Linked DNA regions of Mus musculus: region 1 is linked to region 2. Evidence: chromatin contacts called from ENCODE POLR2A ChIA-PET data. All regions are on one chromosome and are shown on one strand. The core of a region is the stretch at or near the end of the contact, and the rest is flanking DNA. Distances in the headings are between cores, read along the strand shown. Region 1 holds the start of Sbds (SBDS ribosome maturation factor). Region 2 holds the start of Gusb (glucuronidase, beta).

Region 1 (3,226 bases), core at 221-2,720, 250 kb after region 2:
TCTTTTTCCCTTGAAAGGGCAGGAGAGAAAGTCCTATGTGAATCCACTGGATAGTAGAAAATCCACTCACATTTAAACACAAGATAGCAACAAGAGAAATGGCAAGTGCTGCAAGCTGGGTGTGATGTGCACATCTGTAACTCACCATTTAGGAGGCAGAGGCAGGGAAATTGGGAGTTTGAGGCCAGTCTCAAAAAAAAAAAAAAAAAAAACCAAACAAAACAAAAAAAAACAAAACAAAAACCCTAAAGAAAAAAAAAAAGAGAAATCTCACACACACACACACCACACTCTCTCTCTGGTGGCTACCTGCGAAGGACAGTATCTGGATTCTCCCACTTCACCACAGAGGGAAAAACTACATCATTGTTTTATGTAAGGAAACTCAGGGTGTGGTGGGGAGTGGTGTTTCTTCTGTCCTGGAATATCTGTCCCTAGATGGCAGTAGCGAAGACACTACTACGCACTTTGGGAAACTGGGGATTCTGAGGTGTGACGTTTTAATTTCAGGATTTGTAGGTGTAAGATTAGCTTCCCGATTGTTATCCCTGGAAAATGACCATAATGTTTCTCTTCTTGGAGATAGCATTTGGAATGTTGGATTCCTGTCTTTTTTTGTTTTGGTTTGGTTTTTTTTCGAGACAGGGTTTCTCTTTGTAGTCCTGTCTGTCCTGGAACTCACTCGGTAGACCAGGCTGGCCCTGAACTCAGAAATCCGCCTGCCTCTGCCTCCCAAGTGCTGGGATTAAAGATGTGCGCCACCACCGCCCGGCCGGATTTAAACATTTAATCCAAGAGGCTACTGCAATTTCGGGTCCTCTTGACCGCAGCTTTGTTTTATTAGTACAGGGTCGGTCACGGTCTCTCTCACACACACATACACATACACACACACACACGTTCCAGGCTGGCCTGGAAATCGCAGCAATCCTCCTGCCTCAGTTTCCTGGGCGCTGGGATTACAGGCCTAAACCATCGGTCCCACCCGGCTCTGATGGCGTTTGTAGTTGGCAGTTTTTATGATACTAACAAAATCCCAAAGCAGAACCCAATCCGAATCGGGTAAACCAGGCCTGAAAGGTACCGATGGGTCGCAGGAGCCGGGGTTAGGGAGGCCAGGCCGCCGAACTCTGGGCACAGGATTACTCACACGCCACTCCGCCAGCCGACGACCTTGTTTTTATAGCAGGCGATTTCGAAGCGCTTCCCTCCCCGCTTCATCCGCACCACGGCCACATTGGTCAGTCGGATCTGGTTGGTGGGGGTGAAGATCGACATGGTGGCTGTTCACAGATCTCGAGCTCGAGGGGACGCCAAGTGCTCGGCTGAAACGACCCTGCGGCGCGCGAACCCTTAACGCCCAAGGAGTGCGCGGCTCTTCCGGAACCTACCAGGGAAGAAGCTACCGCACGCCCGATTGCCCTACTGCACATGCGTCAAGTGGCGCACTAGCCAGGCAGCCGATAAGAAAGCAACCACGCCTGCGCGCCGTGACTTTTTACGCCCTCTAGTTCCACCCTCAAAGGAAGGCGGGTCGTTCTGTGATGACGTCATTTACAGGCGCCAGTTACGCCTACCTATTATGGGTGAGTAATGTTTATTATCTGGGTGGAAACATGATATTTTGGTTGAATAGTTCTGCAGAGTTCAGAGGCTGCGCTCATTTTAAATTTAAAAAAAAATTTTTTTTGATTTATTTATTATATGTAAGTACACTGTAGCTGTCCTCAGATACTCCAGAAAAGGCATCAGATTTCGTTACGGATGGTTGTGAGCCACCATGTGGTTGTTGGGATTTGAACTCGGGACCTTAGGAAGAGCAGTCGGCGCTCTTAACCACTGAGCCATCTCGCCAGCCCTATTTTTTTTTTTTTAAGATTTACTTTTTAAAAGATTTATTTATTTATTTTATGTATATGAATACACGGTAGCTGTCTTCAAACGCACCAGAAGAGGGCATCAGATCCTATTACAGATGGTTGTGAGCTACCATGTGGTCCTGGGAATTGAACTCAGGACCTTTGGAAGAGCAGTCAGTGATATATATACACACATATATGTGTGTATATGTACACACATATATACACACACACATATATATATCTTTTTTTTTTTTTTTTTGAGACAGGGTTTCTCTGTGTAGCCCTGGCTGTTCTGGGACTCACTCTGTAGACCAGGCTGGCCTCGAACTCAGAAATCCGCCTGCCTCTGCCTCTCGAGTGCTGGGATTAAAATCGTGCGCCACCACGCCCGGCTATAACTTTTAAAAGAAGTAAATAAAAACTCTCTTGGCTTAGTCACCTATGCACATGGGAGTCAGAGGCAGGCTAATTGCGTTGTAAATTCGAAGCCATTTTGTTTTATATAGGCGAGTTACAGGCCATCCAGAGCTACACAGTGAGACTCTTTCTCCAAATAGTAGCTATCCTGAATCTCGTGATCATTTTGTTTCAGCCTCAAGAGCGCTGAAATACAGGTCTGTGTCATCAAGCTGAATTCCTTTTTTCCATTTATTGACTGATTGATTGAGGCAAGGTCTCTTTATAGCCCTGGCATACGTAGTCCTGGAGCTCACTACGCGGCGGAACAAGCTGTCCATTAACTAGGAACTCCCAGAGATCCGTCTGCCTGTGCCTCTGGAGTGCTAGGATTAATGGTCAGTCAGCAGCATGCCAGGTTGTCATTTATTTCTTGATAGTACTGCCCTCTGTCCTGCCCTTTCCCCTTCTGAGCCGAAGCGAGAAATAACAGTGGAGCAGGAAGCTCGCTTGCTTTTGCATCTCCCGCTCTGGACCGCGTTTCCCACAGGCCCGCCCCTTTCCACTCTGAGCCAATCCGAGAAGTACAGGAAGTGCTCTAGCATCTTTCCCAGGTTTAGAAGTGATGGCTTCTCTCTGGTCCCGCCTCTTTTCTATTTGAGCCTATCAGAGAGGAAGTTAGAGCTTCCGCTAGCTCCTTTTTTTTTTTTTTTTTTTCCTTCTGGGCCCGCCTCTGTCCCCTGCAGCCAACGCGGGCAGGTCTGCCGACTGCATGCATGGCTTCCCTGTCCCTGTAAACTCAATCCTCCTGTTCGCTGTCCCTCTCTCTTTGCGTTTGCCGGTTGACTTGCGTAGCTCGGGCCCCGCGGAGGATGGGTGAGTCTGGGCTGGCCAGGGTCTCGGGCGGGCAGAAGGCAACAGATTCCCCCTCCACCGAGGGCCTTAGGTTGCTACACTTGATGTGTTAC
Region 2 (3,409 bases), core at 374-2,873:
CATAAAAGGCAGGTGACCATTGCTACAAGGAAGAAGGCCAACAGCAGGGAACAGGGGCCCCCAAGGAAACAGAGAAGGCCTGTGGTGGCAATGTCCTCTCCTTACTTCCTCTTTTGCTGAATGCTGGGCAGTGCAGTTGAAAACTGAGAGTCTAAGCCAGGTGTGGTGGTTCATCACTTGTAACTCTAGCAACCTGGGAGGCTAAGGGAGCCACATGGCTATGAGTCGGAGGTTAATGTGAGTCGCTGTCTCAAACACACACACACAGAGCTGGTGAGATGACTTGGTGGGTTAAAGGCACTAGCCACTAAGCCTGATGACCTTAGTTACATCCCTGGTGACCTAGGTGAGACCAGACTCCAGCAAGTTATCTTCCAACCTCCACATGTACTGTGTAGCACACGGGTGGCGCCCCCCCACCCCACATAAATAATGGGTACACATTTTAAACAAAGAGAGAGAAGAGAGGAAGAGGAGAGAGCCCAATAGGAAACGAGGTAGGATGAATGAATGAATCTGAGAGAGGAGGAGACTGTGAGCACACAGGTTTGCTTCAGCCTGCTTCTGCGCCAACCCTACCTAGGTAGGAAAGGAGAGCAGGGATGAGGGTCCTCTGCTAGCTCTGTGCAAAGTCACATTTGCTCCCCCCTCCTCTACCCCCGCCCCCAAATCTCTGTAGTGGGTAGCATCTCCTAGGATTCTACTTTTCACAAGATGGGAAAGAGCATGGGAGGTATGTGCACCGGGATGCAGGAGGCGTGTGCACAAACATCTACAACACTCAGGAAAGTTAAAGTGGGAGCAAGAGATTCACCCGGACATCCAGGCCAGCCTAGGTTATCGAAGGAGACACAGCCTCAAAACATAAACAAAAGGCTCAGTAGTGACAAGCACACACAGGGCCCTGGGTTCAAGTCCCAGCACTATGAAGTAAAATTAAAAGCTTTAAAAAAACAAAAACAAAAAAATCCATTGCCTGGGGCAGCGCCTGCCTAGCAGAAACCATGCGGTTCTCAGCATGCCAGGTCCCACTTCCTGCTCTGGTCGCTCCCCTCCCCAGCCTGCAAACCCATATTAACCTCCTCTAGGTGAGCACAAGGGGATCTCCAGGTACAGGCATCCCTCCGCCCATCCCCTGACTTCTGGAAGCTTCCAGACCCCGGGTCCCAGGGAGCGCGCACCTCCCGTAGCGGCTGCCGGTACCATTGCTGCTCGAAACCCTGCAGCCGGTTGTTCGAGAGGTCGGCGCGGAAGTGCCACAGTCCGTCCAGCGCCTTGAGCTCCCGCGACGGGCTCTCCTTCGGGAACAGCATCCCGCCCTTCAGAGCCAGCGCGCAGCTGCACAGCAGCTGGCCCAGCGCGACCCAACACGCACTCCATTTTAGGGACATACTGGCCAGGCTGCCCACCGACCAGCGGCTGGGCTTTTTAGCCTCCTCTCTGGGAGGGCAGAGGCGGGACCTGGAAGAGTCACATGTTCTCGAGAGAAGCCGCCTGCGCCAACTTGGTTGAGGGCAAGCGCTTGTACAGCTGCTGGCTCAAGGCTATCTAGAGGCCCCAAGGCTGGACTCTGCAGAAAGAGGAAGTCGCTTGAAGTCCTGGATCGTTTCCCCATATGCCTGACGTCAGCCGCTGCCTGCCTCACATCTATTAATATCTCCCCCTCCTTCCCTCACACTCTGGGGCTTGCCCCTCAGGACCACTAGGCTAAGATCTGAAAGAAGCCCTGAAGTCCCTGATCCCACTGTTTCTTCATAACTCCTGTGAAAGGATGAGAGTTCAAAAGAGACACTGAGAAGAATTTGGGGAGTTTGTTATTAAAGCCTGGAAAGGACACGCAGGCAGGTTCGAAGCTAGGTCTCTTCTTAGAGGTCTCTGAGGAAGGGAGTAGAACTGACAGCAATGGCCATGAAAGAAGTGTCTCCTGGACCTGTGTGATGTCATTCGAGTCACAAATGAAGGTTGCGATGACGGTTCACATGACCTGCAGCAGCCATTCTCTGAAAGTGGTCTTAGTAACTCTCACCCCACCCCCACCCCCAATCCATCACTCCAGCCTCTCTAGCTAACAGGCTTGAGCAAACAGTGCTCAGATTTCACTCTTGGGCAAGTACATATACAGCTAAGCGAGTCTTGAAGCCTTGGCTGTCCTGGAACTCTGTAGACCAGGCTCAAAATCACAGAGATACCTCCCGCCTCTGCCTCCTGAGTGCTGGGACTAAAGGCATATGCCACCTGGTTAGTTTCCAGTTCTTAAAACGGAGGTAAATATCATTTAGGTTTCAACCTAAATCTTTGAGTTGAACTAAAGATACAACCACCCCAAGGTGTGCATTTGGATTTTCAGACTGAGCCAAAAGGAAGTTCCCTAAAGAATGTTTTTGTTTGGTTCGTTTTGATTTGGGTTTTTCCAGAGAGCTCTGTTTAGTTAGTCTAAACTGGCTGGCCTGGAACTCAGAGATCCACCTGCCTCTGTCACTTGAGGGCTGGGACTAAAGGAGTGCACCACCACTGCCCTGCTCCCTAAAGCATTATTAAAGCCTGCTGAACTTAAGCACAAGAGAAGGTTCCCCATTTGTTGTTGTTGTTGTTACAAATACCTACATTTTGTTGCAATTACCAGTATGCTTGTTAAGGGGTTGGGGGTGACGCTGAACAGAAGAAATGATTCTCAGCATGAGTAAAACTGGCCAAGCACAGGTATGCTAGCTTCCAATCCACTTATTTATATTTGAGTGTTTATGTTTCAGGTGCCTGCTTCAGATGTGTGTATACACATGACCGTGTGCAGGTAGAGGTTAAAGGTCAATCCTTTTTTTAAAAGGACTGACTTATTTATTTATTTATTTGCTGGGGAGGGCTAGAGAGATAATGGCTTAGTGGTTAAGAGCATTAGCTGTTCTTCCAGAGGACCCCGTTTGATTCCCAGCACCCACATGGCAGCTCACAACCATTTTTTAACTCCACTCCTAGAGGATCGAATGACCTCTTCTAGCCTCCACAGGCACTGGACCATGTGGTGCATAGACATACATGCCAGTGCAACCCTGGGAAACAGAAAATAAACACTAAGAACAGCAGCAACTACAAAAAACTTCCCTAGAACTGGACATGGTGCTTCTCATCTACGGCCAGCTCTCAGGATGTTGAGGTAGAAGGATAGGCTACATAGTAACCTCAAAGATATAAATAACATATGGATGTTTTGCCTGCACCTATCAGTGTGTACTAGGTGTGTGAAGTACCCTTGGAGGCCAGAATTGAATCCCCTGGAACTAAAGTTACAAATAATTGTGAATCACCTTGAAGGTGCTGGGACCTGAACCCAGGACCTCTGAAAGAACAGCCAGTGCTCTTAAACCCTGAGCCCTGTCTGCAGTCCCATCCATCTTATTATATCTTAGTTTGT

What was found. ChIA-PET counts read pairs that join two places held with the same protein, here RNA polymerase II (POLR2A).
Region 1: POLR2A ChIA-PET joins it to region 2 with 14 read pairs in embryonic stem cell. The contact joins the promoter of Sbds here to the promoter of Gusb in region 2. POLR2A ChIA-PET finds 5 or more read pairs at or near these places in 2 of 5 experiments (Patski and embryonic stem cell).

Annotation. Positions count from the first base shown.
Region 1 is chr5:130,254,060-130,257,285 of GRCm38, forward strand. Sbds (SBDS ribosome maturation factor) reads right to left here and starts at 1,471. Exons shown (of 5, transcript NM_023248.2): 1 at 1,151-1,471; 2 at 1-9. The coding sequence starts at 1,278. Tyw1 (tRNA-yW synthesizing protein 1 homolog (S. cerevisiae)) reads left to right here and starts at 2,978. Exons shown (of 16, transcript NM_001015876.2): 1 at 2,978-3,134. The coding sequence starts at 3,131.
Region 2 is chr5:130,001,426-130,004,834 of GRCm38, forward strand. It overlaps Gusb (glucuronidase, beta), which reads right to left and starts at 1,624. Exons shown (of 12, transcript NM_010368.2): 1 at 1,182-1,624. The coding sequence starts at 1,391.